Regions from separate parts of the Homo sapiens genome. Here region 2 is linked to region 1. The links are chromatin loops, found by intact Hi-C in ENCODE. Cell type or tissue: PC-3. All regions are shown on one strand. Links, peaks and the distances in the headings refer to the core of each region. The heading gives the core; the rest is flanking DNA. Region 1 has its middle 83 kb from the start of HEPHL1. Region 2 overlaps PANX1 (pannexin 1).

Region 1 (9,909 bases), core at 2,685-5,184:
GTATGTTTATAACAATTTTATATCGGGATACAACAGTGTGCCTATAATGTGATACATGTGCTGTTGGAAGTGTTAAGAATATCTTTCATTAGTGCATTTGAAAAATCTTTCCATTTTACCCTATACACTGTGTGCATAGTATAAAAATTCCCATGTTGTCTAGAATAAGCAAAAATGACTTTTATAAACATATGATTTTTCTAATTAAGCAAAATTATCTAAAAGATTCATCTGTCTGCCAAGCCTGGTGAAAGGCTCTTACAGTCGTGACACTGACTTGAGGGAAATATCATGGTTCAAAGGCGCATTGACAAACCAACATCCAGTATTTCTTTCAAGCCAAGTGGGTAGAAAATAATTTTAAAAGAGGCAGATGCACAGTAGGGAGTGGGGGGAAAATTAAAGCTAATATAAGTAGCTTTAGAAAATTTGGAAAATTATGTTTTGGCTTTGAAAATTTGGAAAATGTTGGAAATTGTAAGGCTAGAGACAAAGGAAATTGTATACAAACACTGTACTTTAAAGTTGCTTCTCACAGGGGTATAAGTTAAGAATTATGAAATTGCTATACATGTATACTAGGGTTGAATGATGGATGGTGAGAGCCAGTGTTCTCACTGTTAGAAGAAGAAGTTACAGATAAGCAGAGACAAGGCTAGAAGGAGTCCATGTGGTGATAGATCAGAGTCAGAGACATCAATCTAAACTCACATTTAGCTTAACATAGATACAGATGGATAGATATAGAAATATATATATGTGTGTATGCATGATTATACATACATACCTATATTTCCTAGCTCTGTCTGCTGCAAAAACTAGAAACAGTTATACCTCAGTACCAATGAGCATACCCAGAGCCAAAATCTTGAACTCTACTGCCATTCTCCAAAAAAAAAAAAAAAAAAACCAGGACTCCTTGAAGAACACAATCTTGATTCTAGCGATGGTGTAATATTGTGACATAATAAGAAATATATATTTGGCCTTCATCCCAGGTTCCTAGCACAGAGCTCCTAAACCCTTAAAGTTTCCTAAGTGATGGGGTGAGAAGAGTGCCTTTTTAAATAATATTTGGTATTTGTTCCTGGTTCCTGACACAAGAGAGTCTAAAACGCTTGGAATTTCCTGAGTGACAGGAGTGAGAGGAGCATCATTTACTTTTCCTCAGAAGCCCCTTTTAACCATACTTGAGTTTATGCTGATGAGGTATCTCTTGGTGGGCCCATACATAGCTTCAGGATGGGAACTGGTTACCAGAAGATCAGCCAGTGATTAGATGGTTGAAATTTTCAGCCACACCCTCTGACCTCCAGGGCTGGAGATTGATTAATCACCAGTGACCAATGATGTAATAGATCATGCCTACAAAATAGAGACTGCAGAAAAAACCTGGGTTGAAAAAAAACAGTTTTTTCAACTGGGTTCAGAGAGCTCCTGGGCTGGTGAACACATCAAGGTGCAGCTTGGGGAGTGCATGGAAGCCTCGCACCCCCATCTTCATGCCTTGCCTTCTGCATCTATGCTGCTCTTCCTGAGTTGTAGCCTTTATAATAAACTGACAATAGTGAGTAAACTGTTTTCCCGGAGGTCTGTCCAGGGATAAGTTCCATTTGGTTATGGTACATAACCCTTTTTATATAGTTCTAGACTTGGCCAGTGCTTTTTCACCAGCCACAGCTACATCTCATAGACTCTTTCCCAAAGCAAATCTCCTGTGGTGGCACTAGATCATATCTCTGATCTTAAAAACTGCTAAGTGGCAAATAATAACCAAAAAGCTGAACACTATTCAGCTGGATTCCTCAGGAGGCCCTCAGAAGCTTAATGAGACAAGCCGTGAAGGTGGCTCAGAGGACAGAGTGGTGGGAACCCCCAATTTATAGCAGGTTAGTCAGAAGTACAGGAGGCCTGGACTTGCAATTGGTGTTTGAAGTGGAGGAAGCCTTGTGGACTGAGCCTTGAACTTCAGAATCTGACTCTAACTCCAAGTAGATAGTGTCAGAACCGAACTGAATTGTGGGGCACCTTTGCTAGTGTTAGAGAACTGGTTAGAGTAGGGAAGAAAAAAACACACAGTTGGTGTCAGAAATGTCATGGGAGTGAAAAACAGATCTTTGTAGATGGGGATGAAGAATACAAGATGAGCTTGAAGCATCTTGTGTCTGAAAGTAAGGAAGTGCTCAAAAACCAAAAGGGTGGGGGCATGCCAAAAGGAAACAGAGGTCAACCTAAAGTATCTCCCCATGGCCAAAGCAGAAACCATTTGAGCAACAAAACAGATAAAGCAATGTTATGTGTAAATAAATATAAAATAAATATTTATAACTGCATACTGATATAAGTACATAATTACATAAATAATAAATGGGAAGGCTAATCTTCCTCACAGAAGAATTCCAAATAATTTATGTAGATTCCTAGGAAATAGAATTTAATTCCCCCATCCCTTTGAGTATGGAGTGCACCTAATGACTCACTTCTAAAGAATGAGAGTATAGAAAGTGGGAGGAAAGTCATTTTACAGTGACAAAAACTAGAAAGGTCCACCTAGGCCAGGTGATAAAGATTAACATCCGTAGCAATGCCATGTTGATAGCATGTACCACTGAAATGATGTGAATGGAATACAACTATGTTAGCTTCACCTCTGTGGTCTTCCTCCCAAAACCCATGACCCCAGTCTAGCTATGAGAAAAACATCAGACAAACCCAATGGAGGGACATTCTACAAAACATCTGACCAGCACTCCTCAAAACTGTCAAGGTCATCAAAAACAAGGACAAGCTGGGAAACTGTCATAGCCTAAAGGAACCTAAGGAGACATGACAATTAAGCATAATGTGATATCCTGGATGGGATCCTGGAACAGGAAAGAACATTAGTGGGAAAACTGGTGAAATGTGAATAAAATGTGGAATTCAGGTAATAGAAATATTCCAACGCTGATTTCTTAGTTGTGACAAGTGGTAATGTCTGATGCTCACAGTAAGGGAAAACTGGGTGAGGGGTATATGGAAACTCCCTGTGCTATCTTTGCAACATTTTTGTAATTCTAAAATAAAAAGCTAATTAAAAAAGAAAAAGAAAAAAAATTGGTTTCCTTGACTAAGGCTTTGAGTTTCCCAGTCTACTCAAGCAGAAGTCTAGGAAACCTGAAATCATTCAAAAATAGAGAGAGACTCAACCAAGTCTTCCTGTGTCTGAGTATCACTGTCTGAGCAGTGGCCCTACCCACAGATGGCTAGAGTGAGCAAAACACAGTGGAGAAACACAGGGCCCTTTATGTGAGGGACACTGATTTGGCCCCTTCCTCCAAGGCAGTATGCTGAGAGTGGTCTAAAGAAATTACGTCATGGAAACGCACCACGCCATCAGACCCCTGACAGGCTAATATTTGGCTGTAGAGTGGCTGAGAACATGAGTTCAGGAATACAGCCATGTCATCTAATGGATTCCTTTGTATTGGATGTTTTCTTACCCTACTACATGCAGTCATATGCCCAGTGTATGCCGTCTTACCTTCCATGCAAACAATGCCCTGAGAATAATTGCTGGTCCCTGGTTTGAGCTAGGTGCCCCTTCTGTTCCCTAGACATATCTTAATTGCTGCATCCATCTTGTTGGTCACATGCCAGCTCCCTCAACCTGGCTGGGTTGCAGGCATGTGCCTTATTCATCTCCTTATTCATCTCTGTATCCACAGTGCCCAGGGCATAATAAACTCTCAATAAATGTTCAGTGGATGACTAAACGTAAGAACAAATGACTGAATGTTCCAAACCCACAAAGGCAATCAGGAAATGTGATTATCCAAAGTAGCTTACACAAACTGAATGCACAGCTCTGTAAAACGTCAGCTTCCTTCTTTTTCTCTTCCTCTCTTTGATCACCCTTTCCCAAATGTGGAAATCCCAAAAGGGAACAAAGCCAGTTCTGAGCAGGATTTCATTTTGCAACTGTAGTTAAAATGTACTCTGTCACTTGCCACCAGCATCACTGGGATTTATATGTTCTTAGTAAGGGCCACGCTGTTCTAGATGAAGCATAAAAAATCCTATAATGATTATGTCTGGGATCTTTGCATACGCTGAATCATCTCCAAAGCTTATTTCCTACATGATCATACCTGACCCTGAAACGGCCTTGTCATGTCTTCCAAGTGCAAATAGTTGTCAGAATTTACTGAGGAGGAAATTGAGGCTCAGAGATGGCTGTCTGATATGAGGCAGATACAAGGCTCAAATCTGAACTTTTGACTCCAAGTCAAAGGTTTCTTCTGTGGAATTTCACTGCTGGTCACTTAGATGAAGAGAGAAAGACCAGTACAGAGAAAGGAATTCGAGGGTACCGTGATGTGGTTGGAGCAGTAAGGGAAGGGCTTTGGACAACAGGGACTTGAACTGGATACGTGGGAAAGAGAGGTTGTCCAGGCAGAAGGAACAGCAGGGGCAAAGGGAGGAAGCAGGAGCTGGCAGGGCCTCTGAGAGCCACCCTAAGGGGGCCAGTGACTGGGACAGTGGGGTAACACAGGCAGACCTGGGAGTAGAGAAGCCCTTCTACCTGTGAATTTCAATGGATGAACACTCACACAAAGCTAAGCTGAACCCTGGTGCCAAAGTGCCCTTGACCCAAACATGGTATGAGCATCCTTTTGCCCTCCACCATATTGTAAGGGCACATTCCCTACGCTAGGATGGTTGTAAGGATTTACCATAACTAATTTTTTTTTCCTGGAGACAGGGTCTTGCTCTGTCACCCAGGCTGGAGTCCAGTGGCACAACCATGGCTCACTGTAGCCTTGACCTCCCAGACTCAAGCGCTCCTCCTGCCTCAGCCACCTACTAACTGGGACTACAGAAATGCACCATGATGACCAGCTAATTTTTTAAATTTTTAGCAGAGATGAGGTCTGACTATGTTGCCCAGGCTGGTCTCGAACTCCTGGGCTCCTGTGATCCTCTGCCTTGACCTCCCAAAATGCTACTACAACAATTAAGAAGAGCATCCTTACAATGGAAACAAAAGTAGCCATTAAAAAGGAGGTTGAAAGTGATAAGGAAAGAACAAATACTATACATCCTAATGTCTGAGGCATTTGACAATACAAATGATTCTCAAAATCAAAGAAAATTCTGCCACATGTGAGAAGTGCTATAACTTTGCAATGTACAGCAGTCAGCTAGATATGAGAAAGAGATGAGTAAAATGCAAAGATTTTGAGTATGCAACTTGAGGATCAGCATGAACTCTAAATACACATTAGACTATTGTTGGAAATAGACTAGGAGTTTACTTATTCAATCATTCCATAAATATTTGTTGAGCATCTACTATGTGCCAAGAACCATTCTAGATACTGAGCATAGAGCAGTGAACAAAATCAAGTCCCTGCCCCCATGTAGTTTTTATTTTATAAGGAGAAATGGATGACAAACAACATATTTATTAGGTGCTGATATGTGTCCTGAAGAAAAATCAATAAGGACAACTGAGTTAAAGAGTACTGGTGTGAGAAGGCCCAAGGAATATTGGTGCTTGTGTTCAGTGGTCAGGAAGACCTCTCAAATAAGGTGGCTTTGATCAGACACCTAACTTCTTTGAGATCCGGAAGTTTAAACATGATGAAAACGCCATCAATGAAACTTTTTGTAAGTTTTAATTTTTTTAATTTTAATTTTAATTTTTTATTCTTTTATTTTTTGAGACAGGATCTCACTCTGTCACCCAGGCTGGAGTGCAGTGACACGATATTGGCTCACTGCAACCTCCACCTCTCGATCTCAAGCAATTCTCCCACATCAGCTTCCCAAGTAGCTGGGACCACAGGTGCACACCACCATGCCCAGCTAATTTTTTTTTCTTTTTACTTTTTGTAGAGATGGGGTCTCTCTGTGTTGCTCAGGCTGGTCTCAAACTCCTGAGCTCAAGCAATCCTCCCGCCTCAGCCTCCCAAAGTGCTGGGATTACAGGCATGAGCCACTGCACCCTGTCAAGTTTTAAATTTTAACTATTTATTTAACTTTTATTTAGTTAGAGAGGCAGTGAACTTATGCTGCAAGACACAGCAAATCCAGTAGGTTCTAGAAGGTAGGTCCCAAAAATGTCATCACGCTCAAGAGACCTGCATGTCAGTCGCGTGCACACCAGAACTGCCAAAGCTTTCTCAGACAGTTGCAGGAATCCTCAAAGAGCAAGGTTACCTGCTTGCCTTGCTCCTGCCTCATTCGACTGCAAAAGGAATAGAAATGCATCTCTTTTGACAAACAATGTGTAATAAAATAGTCACCCCTAATAGGCAATGAGTGTGTCTAAGTTTAAAGCTTACAATTAACTCACATTTCTATTAGGTAGAAATGATCTGGGAGATACAAACTTGAACTCTTTTTGTTCCTTTGCCTTTAAAACCTACGTTGTTGGTGAGCAGGTAAGGCATGGGAACTCATTTTCCTCTCACATAGCCCTTCACAGGACAGACACAGAGGCATCTGCTTTGCTTTACAGAGAACGCTGGTAAATCTCTGAATGCTGGGATTTTCAGGATCTGCCAATGAGCAACATGTGCTCTCAGCTTAGCCCAGAAGGAAAATTCTTTCCAATTTGGAGAGTGTTTTTCACGCATCATGCTGGCATCAGCCTGCCAGTCACTCTCATAATTCAAATCCAGCAGAGCAAAGCAAGCAAAGCTCAGAGGAAACAAACCAGCCCAGCCACAGCCCTCATGGCCTGACTTACGTGCTCTATCCCCAGGGAAGGTGGGTTGGCCCCTAATGAATCTCCCACAAGCCAAACTAAGGACTCTGAGCTAGACTGTTCTGGGAGGGAAATGAGATCTTATCCTTTAATTACTTAATGTCCCTAAACACTCTAAAATCCATCCTCTGTGCTGTTTGGACCACAAGCTCTGGGGTCATTACCTGAATTTCTGACTCAGCTTCACCACTCACTGTGTGACTGTGGGCAAACTGCTCAGTTTCTCCACCTCATAGGAATGTTAGGATAAAATGAAATTAAACAAAATGAGAACCTACTATGTGCCTGGCACATAGCTCAAAATAATGTTAGCTAGTGGTATTATTTCTGCCCTTTGTCTCTTGCCTGGACTATTGCAGTGGTCTCCTAATGGTTTTCTACCTCCAGTCCCCCGCTAAAGCCATCCAAAAAATTGTTGCCAAAGTATTCTTGAAGCACATAAATCTGATTCTAAAACCCTGCAGTGATTCCTCACTGCCCTCAGAATATATCTAGATTCACCTGCAGGGCATATAAAACCCTGTCATCTGACACCTCTGTACACCTGCACTATGCTGTTTGTTCAGCCCAGAATGCCGGTTTCTCACCTTGACCACCTGCTAAGCTCCTGCTCATCCCTTAAGGTTTGCCGTGAGCATCATTTCCTCCAACGTCTCCCTGCCAATCATAGTCAAGCATCTTTTTCTTTGCTTCCTGTGGAACATTCAGTATTGACTTTACGATGGCACTTAGTACACTGTACTGTCATTGTTAGCCTGGATTTCTTCCTTTATAGAATGTTCAGTTTAGCCATAAGAGGCCAAAGGACAAGAGAGAATGACAACCCACAGTCAATGGGATGCCTTTACTCTGTTTTTCCATCACCTCAGCCAGCTAGCAATACACAGAATACATGCAAAGCCATGCCATCCTATGCTTGTGATGTTAAGGATGTCAGACTTTATTGTGAAGAGGCAATAGTTGTAAGTAGGGAAGTAAAGTGGTTGGTTTTGGAGAGACTGACAGATCTTACAGAAGCAGAACTGGCAAGGGTGATGGCTGACTGGAAAGCAAGATAAAGAAGGAGTTGGCTGGAGATGCTACTAATACAGGTAAGCCAGAAAGAGTAGAAGTCTAGGAGAAGGAAATAAATTCAGTTTTAAAACACACACACACACACACACACACACACACAAATTCTGGTGGCATTTACTAGAAATTTAGGTAACGTAAATGTTTAGCCTTACCCAAAGAAAACTAAATATTGTTTTATATTCATTCAATCACGCAATAAGTGTTTCTGAGTGCACATTACATACAGTACATGTCAAACAAATACATATCAAAGAGATTTACAATCTAATGACTAAATGCTATGAATAAGAAAAAATAGCAGGAGGGAATTAAGATTGACAGATGGTGATAATTTTATATATCAGAGAAGGCTTCTCTAAGGAAAATATTTGAATAGATACTCAAATGAATTGAGGTGTTGTGCAGACAGACATCTGAGGGAAGAGAGTTCTCAGCTGAGAGAAGACCAAATACAAAGGCCCTAAAAGAGCTCTGGTTCACATTTTCCTATTTTTGGCACGTCTAGTAGTTTTCATCTGGAAGCTAGATTGTTGAGTGTTGAATTTTGCTCTATAAAAAGAGTCATTATTTTCCTGGCAGGTAGGCAAGTCACTTGAAGTCCAGCCTCATCCTTTTGAGTCTTGTTGTTAAGTTTTGTTAGAGGGTATTGAAAGGAACCTATACTCTAGGGCTGGGACAGCCCCACAACTAAGGCATCGTACTTTTGAAGTCTTCACTGAACGCACCAGGAATTCAATAGTACTTGCCCTTTGCTGATTAGAACACAACCATCTTCTAGCCCTATGTAAGCTCTGGAAATTATTCAGATTCTAGGACTCCAGTCATTCTTTGCCTGGCCTCTTGGAATTATATTCTGTGAGGGCATAGTTTGTTATTCAGCAACACACTCAAGGAGACCACTATGCAATTTCTTGCTCTGTGTGGCTTAATTCTCCTCCTCATTAGTCTGCCTTGCAAATTGTAGCTGCTTCAGCCTCTTCAAACTTCAATCTCTCCTCAGCTCAGTAAGACTGCTTGGATTCTCCCTTCCCACACTATAGTTCAGAAAGTGCTCCCAGGCAGCAGTCTGGGGTAACCATAGGGTTCACCATGTTTGTTTCTACTTCTCTGATTTACAGTTTTAAAAGCCCAGTCTGGCTATTCTGTGGAGAATAGAATGAAGGATGCCAACAGTGGAAACACAAGACCAGTTAGGACACTACTAAAGTAATCCAGGTAAGGTAGGGTGGAGCAATGGAGGAGGTGAGAAAACGTTAGGTTCTGGATATACTTTGAAGGTAGAACCCATAGGGTTTACAGATGATTTAGATGTGAGAGGTGAAGGTCAAGGATGATTCCAAGGCTTTTTGACATGGGCATCTAGACGAATTGCGGCACCATTTAAAGAGATGGAGGATCGTGGAGGAGAAGCAGGCTTAGAGATTGGGAGAGTGATGAAAAGTTGGGTTTCAGGAATGTCAAGTCTGAGATCCTATTGCATCCATGGAGAAATGATACATAGGCAGTTGGTAATGTGTGTCTGGAAAGTAGGGGAAAGGTTGGGATGGAAATGTAAATCTGGATTATAGAATAAATTTAAAGTCAAAACTAGAAGAGATCACCTGGTGAGTGACTGTAAATAGACAGAAAATATTCAAGGCCTAAGGCATGGGTGACTTCAACATTTAGAAGGTGTATTCGTCCATTTTCACACTGTTGATAAAGACACACCTGAGACTGGGCAATTTATAAAAGAAAGAGGTTTAATGGACTCACAGTTGCGCATGGCTGGGGAGGCCTCACAATTATGGTGGAAGGTGAAAGGCACATCTGACATGGCAGTAGAGAAAAGAAAAGAAATTGTGCAGGGAAACTCCTGTTTATAAAACCATCAGATCTCATGAGACTTATTCACTATCACGAGAATAGCATGAGAAAGACCCATTCCTGTGATTCAATTACCTCCCACTGGGTCCCTCCCACAACATGTGGGAATTGTGGGAGCTACAATTCAAGATGAGATTTGGATGGGGATACAGCCAAACCATATCAGAAGGCAAGAAGCCAAGCAAAGCAAATTTATATATTCTCCACAGAGTCAT
Region 2 (9,909 bases), core at 5,278-7,777, 200 kb before region 1:
TAGGGTTTTTTGAAAAAAACATTTTAGCTTAAAAAAATTAATTAAAAAATAGTTAAGATGGATTTCAGAAGGAAGGGGTATTTCATAAGCCAAGGAAAACAAGCGGAGACCTGTCAGTCTCTCTAGGATCAAACATCCCAGGCCAAAGAAAAAGGTGGGCACTGGGGAGGGAGGGGGCAGTCACCAGACACCGCCAAGTGTCACAGTGAGCCCAGAAATGTGTGTCTCATGAAATCCCAGTGTAAATAGGGAACTACAAGCTAAAACAATGAGATGGCATTTTAACCATTAAGATTGGCAAATTTAAAACTCTGAAAGTATTAAACATTGGTAAAGAAGTAGGGCGGGGTTGGCCTATATTGGTGATGGGAGTGTAAACTGGTATTCTGGAAGGCAGTTGAAAGTGTCTTTTAAATTTAAAATGTGCACAACTTTTGTCCCTCTGATTTCAAACCCCACTAGAACAACGGTTCTCAAAATGTGGTCTGGAAACCCTGAAACCTGAGACCTTTTCAGGAGGTTCACGACATTAAAACTATGTTCACGATACTACGTTGTTACTTACCTTTCTACTCTCGTTCTCTCATGAGTGTATGCAGTGCAGTTTTGGGGGCTACTGATGTGGGATATTACAACATAATGAATGAGAATCCAGAATCCAGTCATCTACTATGAAATGAAATATTAAGTAGATTTTCAAAAATAGAAAATAATGCTATTCTTATTACTAAGTTTTTGTTTTATAATTATTTTTCATAAAAATATGTTATACCTGAACATGTAATGGGTTTACTTTAAATCAATTAATAAATATTTTTAAGTCTGTCAGTTTTAATTTCTAATATGATAAATACCAATAGACAACAAAATCTCTTTGGAATTCTCAAGAAATTTTAAGGGTGTAAAGGGGTCCTAAGACCAAAATGTTTGAGAACCACGGCTCTAGAGAAACACATTCTGCACAAAGAAGCACATGCAAGGATGTTCATTAAACCACTGTTTGTAGTAGGAAAAAGTGGAATGAACATACTAGCCCATAAACAGACGGTTAAATGAATTGAGGTATAGTCACATGATGGAAAATTGTGGCACATTTAAAAAGATGAGGCAGATCTGCATGCACTAACATGAAGATATCTCTGGGACATATTAAAGATAAATGAGCAAACTGCAAAAAAATGAGCACTGTAAAAGAATATGCACTAAACAGGAACAGTAGTTACCTCTGGGGAAGAAACTGAGATTGAGGTGTGTCCATAAAAAAGGGCAGGGCTTTAATGTTTCCTCTTACTGTCTGAACTTCGACATATATAGACATTTGGCAAATTAAAATTAACCTGGAAAACTCCCTCCACTGCCACACCAGCAGTAAGGTGAGGGGACCTCCTGGGGCTGATGCAGTGAGCACCCCAGGACAGCCATGGGGTACCCATGAATGGGCCTGTCTCATTAGCTGAAGCACCAAGTCCATGTATAGCCTATTTATCCTTCATACTGAAATATTCACCACTTTCTGAACCGATCTGGAAGTTGTAATCTTTTTCAAAGCATTTCTACTCTATTTAGCCCATCCATTATTTATTACAGCTTCCCACAATTACAAGAACAGCAGTAATAGAACTTCTGACCAACCAGCTATAAATTGAGGATTCCTACAACCCCTTCCTATGGTTCATTCATTTGCTAGAGTGACTTACAAACTAAGGCAAACCCTTTACTTACTATTGGCAATTTACGAAAAAGGATCTTTTAAAGGATACAAATGAACAGACAGGTAAAGAGATACACAGAGCGAGGTTCAGAAGGGTCCTGAGTGAAGGAGCTTCTGTCCCCATGGAGTTGGGATGCACAACCCTCCCAGCGTGGATGTAACGTGGATGCCCTCGGAACCCTCTCCCTGGGTTTCTATGCAGGCATGGTTGATTAGATCATGAGCCACTAGTGATCAACTCAGGCTTCAGGCCCTCTCCCCTCCCGTGAGGTCAGGGGTTGGGGCTGAGAGTCTCAACCCTCTAATCACATAGTTGGTTCCCTTGGCAACAAGCCTGGCTCACAAGGCTATCCAGGAGACCACTGCCATCAGTGACCTCATCAGCAGAGTGCTGGGAAACCAAAGACCAAATAAATATTTATTATATATCAAAATAGTGTTCCTCATAACTACAATATTTTAAAAGGTCCAATAGTGAGATAGCCTGACAAGTTTCCAGTAAGGATCCTGCTGATAATGATGCTCTTCCTATAATTCAAGAGCCTTTTAAATATCTGATATATTATGAGAAATTAATCTGCTAAGGCGATGTGACAATTGGTGCCAAGCAAGTCACTCACTTAGATTGCTGAGCTTCAGTTTCCCTGTCATGATTCTAATATTTTATAACTTTAATTTACCTAGGTATCTACTCACATCTAAAAACAAGCCAGTATGAAAGCAGTGACAAAATGGATGGTCTGGTATTTTCATGAAAATTAATAGACCAGTGGAACAATATAAACAGCCCAAAAATAGGCTCACTTACTTGAGTTGACTATATGATTGGGAAATCATCAAGGATCAATGAATAACGAACGGGTTCCTCAATAAATGACAATGGGGGGATTATCAGCTAGAGTCTTGACTTATAGCACCAAAAGAACAAAACAGACTGTAGAGGTAAATGTTCAAATAAAATCATTAAAGATCATTTTAAAAAACTGATAGACCTAAGGATGGGCTATGACAGTCTAATCATAATGCAACTGAAGAAATAATTAAAAGATGGGTAGTTTTGATGACTTAAAATAACTTCTGCTTATCAAAACTTATACTGTAAAGGTTACTGAGGGATGGCTGTCAGGGGAAATGGGGATGGTTAATGGGCATAAAAATAGAATGAATAAGATCCAGTATTTGATGGCACAATAGAGTGACTGTAGTCAATAATAATTTAATTTTACATTTTAAGATAACTGAAAGAGTACAACTGGATTGTTTGTAACGAAGGATAAATACTTGAGGAGATGGATACCCAATTTCTCCTGATGTGATTATTACACATTGTATGCCTGTGTCAAAATATCTCACATACCCCATGAATATATACCTTTACATACCAACAAAAATTAAAAATTAAAAAACAAAAATGCTTAACATAAACAGAATTCAAAGGAAACGGACAACCGGAAAAGAAAATACAATAAAGGCTAGCTAGAAAATATTTGAAACATAGAAATAGTTAATAAAACCCATTGAGAAACCAACATCCCCTTGGAAAAATAAGCAAAAGATAAGAACAGACAATTCACAGAATTATATAAATGGAAAAAATACATACGAAAAAACATTCAATGCCGTAACTGAATAAATGCGACTTAAAACAATGGCACACCTTTGTTCACCTATTAAGCTGTGGACGATAATCCACTAACTTTTGCCAGCTGTGGGGAAAGCCACTCCTTCAGCTGCGGGGAGAAGTATCCATTGGGGGTCTATCCAGAGGGCAACCCAACCACACCAGTCAAATCTTAAAAATGTCTATGTATACTTTGACCTTGTAATTAGAATTATACAATCACTTGAAATACTGAGATCTTTAGAGAGGTGGTTTATTATGTACAGGAGTGTTCTTCACAATGCTATTTATATTACAAAACTTGTGAAACAGTTAAATTTTGACACGTGCACAACATTCCATGTCACTGCCAACAAAAAAAATCATGTACAACAATTTAGGAACATGGTAACATGGCCTTGACTTAGTGTTTGGTTTTTCAAGAATAGTAGTTATCCCTGGTAGTATTATAGATGTACTGCTATTTTCTCTTCTGTATTTTCCATATTTTCTACAGTAAGTTTTATCTTTATAATGATATAATATACATATATAAATATTTATATTTTAAAAAGGAGTGTGAGCTTTATAGAGAATTTATTAAAAAACAACAGCGTCCCCTCCCCACCACCCCTTTCACCCCCCACAGAACTAGGTGTGCCTGGTACCAAGCAGATGGTAGATTCTCTTTAGGCCCCCTTCTCCCCAAGTAACTAATGTCTCCCTGCTGCCCCCAGAAACCCCACAGCATGCAGCGGGGCCTGCCTCGCCCAGAGTTCCTAGCTTAGCCAGGGCAAATGCCCCCAAATTGCCTCCCTTTCTCCACTTTGGACCAAGCTCTCGCTGCCTCAGTTAGGGGTTTGACAAGGAAGCAATCCAAGAAAGCAACCAGCTGCAGAAAAAAGGTGTTTGCATGGTTTTTTAAAGGGATGTTGCTAATCCAAACCTAGAGTCCATGAAGGTCCTAAGGCCTATTTTCAGGTTTTATCTATCTGTCTATATATTTTGAGAAGGAGTCTCGCTCTGTCGCCAGGCTGGAGTACAGTGGCATGATCTCAGCTCACTGCAACCTCTGCCTCCCGCGTTCAAGCGATTCTCCTGTCTCAGCCTCCCAAGTAGCTGGGACTACAGGCATGCGCCACCACACCCAGCTAATTTTTGTATTTTAAGTAGAGACGGAGTTTCATCACGTTGGCCAGGATGGTCTCGATCTCTTGACCTCATGATCCGCTCGCCTTGGCCTCCCAAAGTGCTGGGATTACAGGTGTGAGCCACTAGAAATGTGTAGCACCTCCCCCCATTCTCTCTTGCTCCTGCTCCTGCCATATAAGACGTGCCTGCTCCCTGTTTGCCTTCCGCCATGACTGTGTTTCCCGAGGCCTCCCCAGAAGCCAAGCAGAAGCCACTAGGTTTCCTGTACAGCCCACAAAACCATGAGCCACATAAACTTTTCTTTAAAAATAACCCAGTCTCTGGTATTTCTTCATAGCAATGTGAGAGCTGCCTAATACTTCTATGTATCAAGTTTTTTTCTTTTTTTTTGAGACGGAGTCTCGCTCTGTCGCCCAGGCTGGAGTGCAGTGGCGCGATCTCGGCTCACTGCAAGCTCCGCCTCCCGGGTTCACGCCATTCTCCTGCCTCAGCCTCCTGAGTAGCTGGGACTACAGGCGCCCGCCACCACACCTGGCTAATTTTTTGTATTTTTAGTAGAGACAGGGTTTCACCGTGGTCTCGATCTCCTGACCTCGTGATCCGCCCACGTCGGCCTCCCAAAGTGCTGGGATTACAAGCATGAGTCACCGCGCCCGGCCGATATGTATCAAGTTTTAAGGACACATGGTCCCTGCCCTAAATGAACTTACAGTATTCAACAGATAAGTATGCAAGTAATTACCTAACTTCAAGTTATGGTAAATGTTAGGAAGGAAACTTACAGTGTTAGGAGAACATGTATCATGAAGTTCTACTTAAAGTTGCAATTCTACCCCCTGAAGGAGGCCCTTTCTTTCTTAAAACCAAGAGCACATCAAAATGCTTCTTCCAAACTTCTAATGCAGTCACATTTTGAGGGAGTCAGAGCTGGATAGTGTACAGGGCAGTGGTTTTTTTTTTTCTTCCACTTATTTCAAATAGGAACGCAGGAATGCAAAACTATTCGGAAAATGATGTCATCCTTCTGGAAACTGATACTGCTGCGACTAGTCTCCTTTCCTTTTAATGCTGGGAGGAGAGAAATATTTACGAAGATTTTCATGCAAACAAGCTTTATGTGTGAGTAGAAATTTTGAAAGAAAGTAAATGTCCATCATTAGGGGACTGCTTAGATGAATTGTAAGTATATTCTAAGCTATGGAATACTGTTCTATTATAAAACAGTGAGGTGACACCTATGTACTGGCACGGAAAGCTCTCCAAACATACTAAGTGAGAAAAAGCAAGCCACTATGGTATGACTCGATTTGTTTTAAAAAATAAAATAAGGTGTACACGTTATGCTAATGCAGACAAAGTACAGCAATAAGGCTGCACAAAGTGTCCACCTACCTTCAGCACATAGTGAAAGAGATTTATGAATCCTTTACCATGATGATGTATTTAGCTACTACTTGTACAAGAAAAATATTAACAAAGTAAAACATGTATCCAACAGTAGACTCTCTGGACAGCATGCATCCTTCTGGAGGGGTTAGGAGTCTCTCTTGGCTCTTTGGTTTAGTGTGAGTTGAAGATGTTCTATTATAGGACCTATGCCATGAGACCCTAAATATTGGCCCACTCTGATAGACAACCCTGAAAAGAATCGATCTGCTTTGCCAGCTGGTACATGCTAAAAAGCAGCCTGAAGATATTCCCAAAGACAGGTCTAAATTCAGCCACAACAGAGCAGATAACTTAAGCCACCCAGCCGCTGACTCAGTTGCAGGAAATGAAAGGGGAACTCCAAGCAAACTATATTGGAAGCAGCTGCAGTTATATCTATCCTTTGACTCACTGGGGCTGGCCCAATGCCTGCCCTGTAATGATAGCAAAAGAGCAGTGCTAACTCAGAAAGACTAAGTCCTTCTCTACCCAGAACGGTGGCTGCCCACTAAGAGGTCAGTGGGTGAGGGAGGCAGGGTCCCCGGCTGACCAGACACCCTTTCCCTAGTAGACTACTGGCTGCCCCAGCTCCCCACCTGGTCCAGCCAGCCAGAAACATCCTGGCAGGAGACACGGGCTCTCCTTCCCAGGGGATATGTGCCACATGAGGCACCAGGGAATCAAAGCAGCCCCTGACGCCTCAGGCCTTGTACAGCCCTAAGCGCAGGGCACAGGAGGCCCTGTCAAAAGACCCCTTAAACATGAATCCCATTCAGAGTCTGGTCTGTTGATAGTTTTGTCTTCAACCAGGCTGCTGTAAGAAAATCCCACAGACTGGGTGGCTTAAACAACAGTTATTTTCTCACAGCCTGGGAAGTTCAAGATCAAGGTACCAGCAGATTCGGTGTCTGGTGAGAGCTCTTTTCCTAGTTTGCAGATGGCCCCCTTCTCCCAGCGTGCTCACACACCTTTCCTTGTGGCCGCACTTGTGGAGAGAGGAAGAGGGAAGAAGAGAGGAAGGGGGGTAGTGGGAGAGAGAGGGAAAGAGGGAGAGAAGGAGGAAGAGGGAGGGGGGAGAGGAAGAGGGAGGGGGGAGAGAAAGAGGGATTTCTTCTTTTTCTAAGGGCATCCCATCATGAAGGTCCCACTCTCATAATCTCATCCAAACCTAATTACCTCCCAAAGGGATCTCCAATTAGCATCACATTGGGGATCAGGACTTCGACATATGAATTTTGCGGTTGGGAGACACAAACATTCAGTCCATAACTGCAGCACACTAAGGGAATTCATAACTTTAGAGAAATACTTCTAGAATTTCAGAGCTTGAAGGTCACGTCATGCAATCATGCTTATATTCTACACAAAGCTGTCGCCCAGCCATTTCCTAAACCTCTCCCCCCATCAATGAAATGTGCAGCACTTCTAGAGGCATCTGAGAGTAGATGTGTTAGAAATGAAGGGCCTCAAGGCACTGTCTCCCAGCAGCTTGCACAAGGTGACACCCATAGGGTACCCAAGCCACACAGATCACACTCATCCTTCTTCCACAGTACACCATTCTGCACTCTGAACACAGATTCTTCCTCATCACAAAAATAACATAAAAAAGAATCTGAGGCACACGCAATATAACCTGAGCTTATAAATCAAGTGGGACAACTTACCTATCATGACGATGTGCATCCTTTACTGCTATCATCAGAGGCAGGTGTCTGGGAGGTGGCCAGGACAGGCCTGACCCAGGACAGCACTTGTATCATTAAATGGCACTCAGAGGGCGCACTTCCAAGCAACTGGGACCCTTATCCAGAACACTCCGTCCATTCCCTCAGCACAGCCACTCTGGGAGAGTTCCCTAGTGTGCTCTGGCACTTCCTTCACTAAATTCCTATGGAGCACTTGTTGAGGGCAAGACATGGTAGAAGACAAGAGGAAGGAAAAATGAGGGCTGGTGAAACCACTGATTCTCCCTTCTCTGGCTCCCACCACACAGCCTTTCTAGCCCAAACTCACAATTAAACTGTCTTTTGCTGTGTGTCACTTATTTTCCCCCTACCCAGCTGAATCTCAGAGGAGGCACACCTGCAGTATTTTAGAAAGGCTGACTAGAAGTATCAGGCCTAACCAGACAGGTGCACATTTTAGTTCTTACATTCAATCCTTAGTATCTCACTGTCCAAAAGCCTTCAAAATGCTCCCAGGCACAACTCAGAAGAGTCTCCTTGCCACTCCCTCAGGAGGGTTTCTGCTTGTAATTCTCACTATCACAGGGCACATCTGGACCAATGAGTGGCTGCCGCAAAGACTACCAAAGTTGCCTCCACCTTGACCATGGCACCAGCCTTGCCATGCCCCTCCAGACCACATCACTTCTGCAGTGACCCTCAACCTGTGATTGTGGGCAGCCAGACCAAGATCTGGTGAATGAGCAAGGCAGAGTCCCTTCTGCTCTCTGTCCCCAACACAGTCCCCACCAGCCCAGGTAGCCCCACACCAGTGCCTACCATGCAGGACCTGCGTGAACTGCTGTGGGAGGGAAGGGGCCAGAACCTCTGAGGAGTGGACGCTTCACCTGCAGCCACCATGCTGGCACCCAGCAGGGCTTGATAAAGATCAGCCTGCTGCTATGCCCATGGGTCTCTGTGGCCCAGGCAGGCTCAGTCCCTCTTTTCTGAGAGGAGCCCAGTGGGCTGAACTACTAAGAGAAAAGGCCAAAGACCAAACGGAAGCCTTTAATATGAAGCCAAGTATTTTATCATATGAGGACATTCCCTCTCTCTAACCTACAACACTCCCACCCCCACAGAGAACCTGCTCTTAAATCTAAAGCACAATCCATGCACATTTCTTGATTTAATAGATTTTCTTTAAAGTAAAAAATCATTTATTTAAAGGAAAAATCGCCACAAAGTTTCAACTTGAACCCTATTTTATCAAACAACAGTTGACAGAAAATTTAATTTTTGGAAAGTAACTGGAAAATATAATTTATTTTACGCTTGAGGGGATTTTATATCAAAAGAGATGAATTCTTATATATACTAGTTTATCATACAGGTGGAAAAAGGAAAAACATGTAATTACAGCTGATTTTCTCGTTTCTAATTTTATACACACACACACCACCCCCCCAACACAAACAGGAAAACAATGGGATTTGCTATGCCTTCTTTCATGTGGAGCCCCTGGACCCTTACTTTGGCTCCCACCTCTCCATGTGACGGTGCCACTAAAGCTCCAGCAGCCACATGTTGTCTCACACGTCTCAGCTTCAGCCAACACTGCTCCACACACTTGGAATCCTGCCTCAGGGGCCAACTCTGCCCTGAAACTCTCACTGTTCATGAGTCAGAAGAAACCCCTCCTTCTGCCTTTCCACAGCATCAGGCTTTAGTACACACTTCTGACACTGCCCAGGTTCCATGAATCCTGCATTAGGAGGGTTATGCGTTCAACTTCTCTACTAGACCGTGCTTCCAGAGGAAAGATTCTTATGTCCTACGTGTGTCTGACACCCCATTGCCAAGGTACAGCATCATGCACATAACAATCAATTAGCAAGGTCTGATGATGCCAAAAGCTATCACCTTTAATTCACAACAAATGTTTATAGAGTAGTTTCAATCTCCATGCAAAACATGCATAGACAGGTTATAAAGCTCTGTGTTAAGTTCAACAAAAGAGTATTCCAAGCACCAGAGAGGGAAGCAGTAATTATCAACAGAGGAAGGATGAAGCCATGTTTTAAGTCTGCAGGCCTTATCTCAGTGTCTTCCCGGGGCCTGAGTTCACTGGCCAATATGGTGGGCAAAGTGCCAGCTCCATTTCAATTACTTCATTCTCCCTTTATTGCTGTTCTTTTTTTTGGTTTGTTTTTGGCTGAGTGCATACTACTAACTACACAAAATTAAATGCTGCATGACATGATCCCTCCCACTGTACCAACTCCATGTATTAATCTATGTACCTCTCCCCTCTTCTCAAAAGCCCTTCTTCTGGTTTTATCTAAATGTAT

Evidence for each region. Peaks named below come from ENCODE experiments on the same cell type or tissue, not always from the same donor. Only the 100,000 strongest peaks of a DNase experiment are listed, where the experiment ranks them.
Region 2: a loop joins it to region 1, with 2.1 times the contacts of the local background. A loop is called at or near these places in 6 of 110 quality-filtered maps.

Annotation. Positions count from the first base shown.
Region 1 is chr11:93,933,454-93,943,362 of GRCh38, reverse strand. It overlaps the pseudogene LOC101060084. Among named protein-coding and RNA genes, the nearest start is that of HEPHL1, 83 kb to the left of the region's middle. In PC-3, for the core only: no CTCF peak of the experiment used is centred there; a DNase peak (open chromatin) is centred at 3,782; H3K4me3 peaks cover 660 bases; H3K27ac peaks cover 2,500 bases.
Region 2 is chr11:94,131,712-94,141,620 of GRCh38, reverse strand. All of the region lies in intron 1 of PANX1 (pannexin 1), which reads right to left. Among named protein-coding and RNA genes, the nearest start is that of PANX1, 7.8 kb to the right of the region's middle. RefSeq lists enhancers at 5,044-5,338, 7,889-8,388. In PC-3, for the core only: no CTCF peak of the experiment used is centred there; DNase peaks (open chromatin) are centred at 5,420 and 6,280; H3K4me3 peaks cover 1,527 bases; H3K27ac peaks cover 1,739 bases.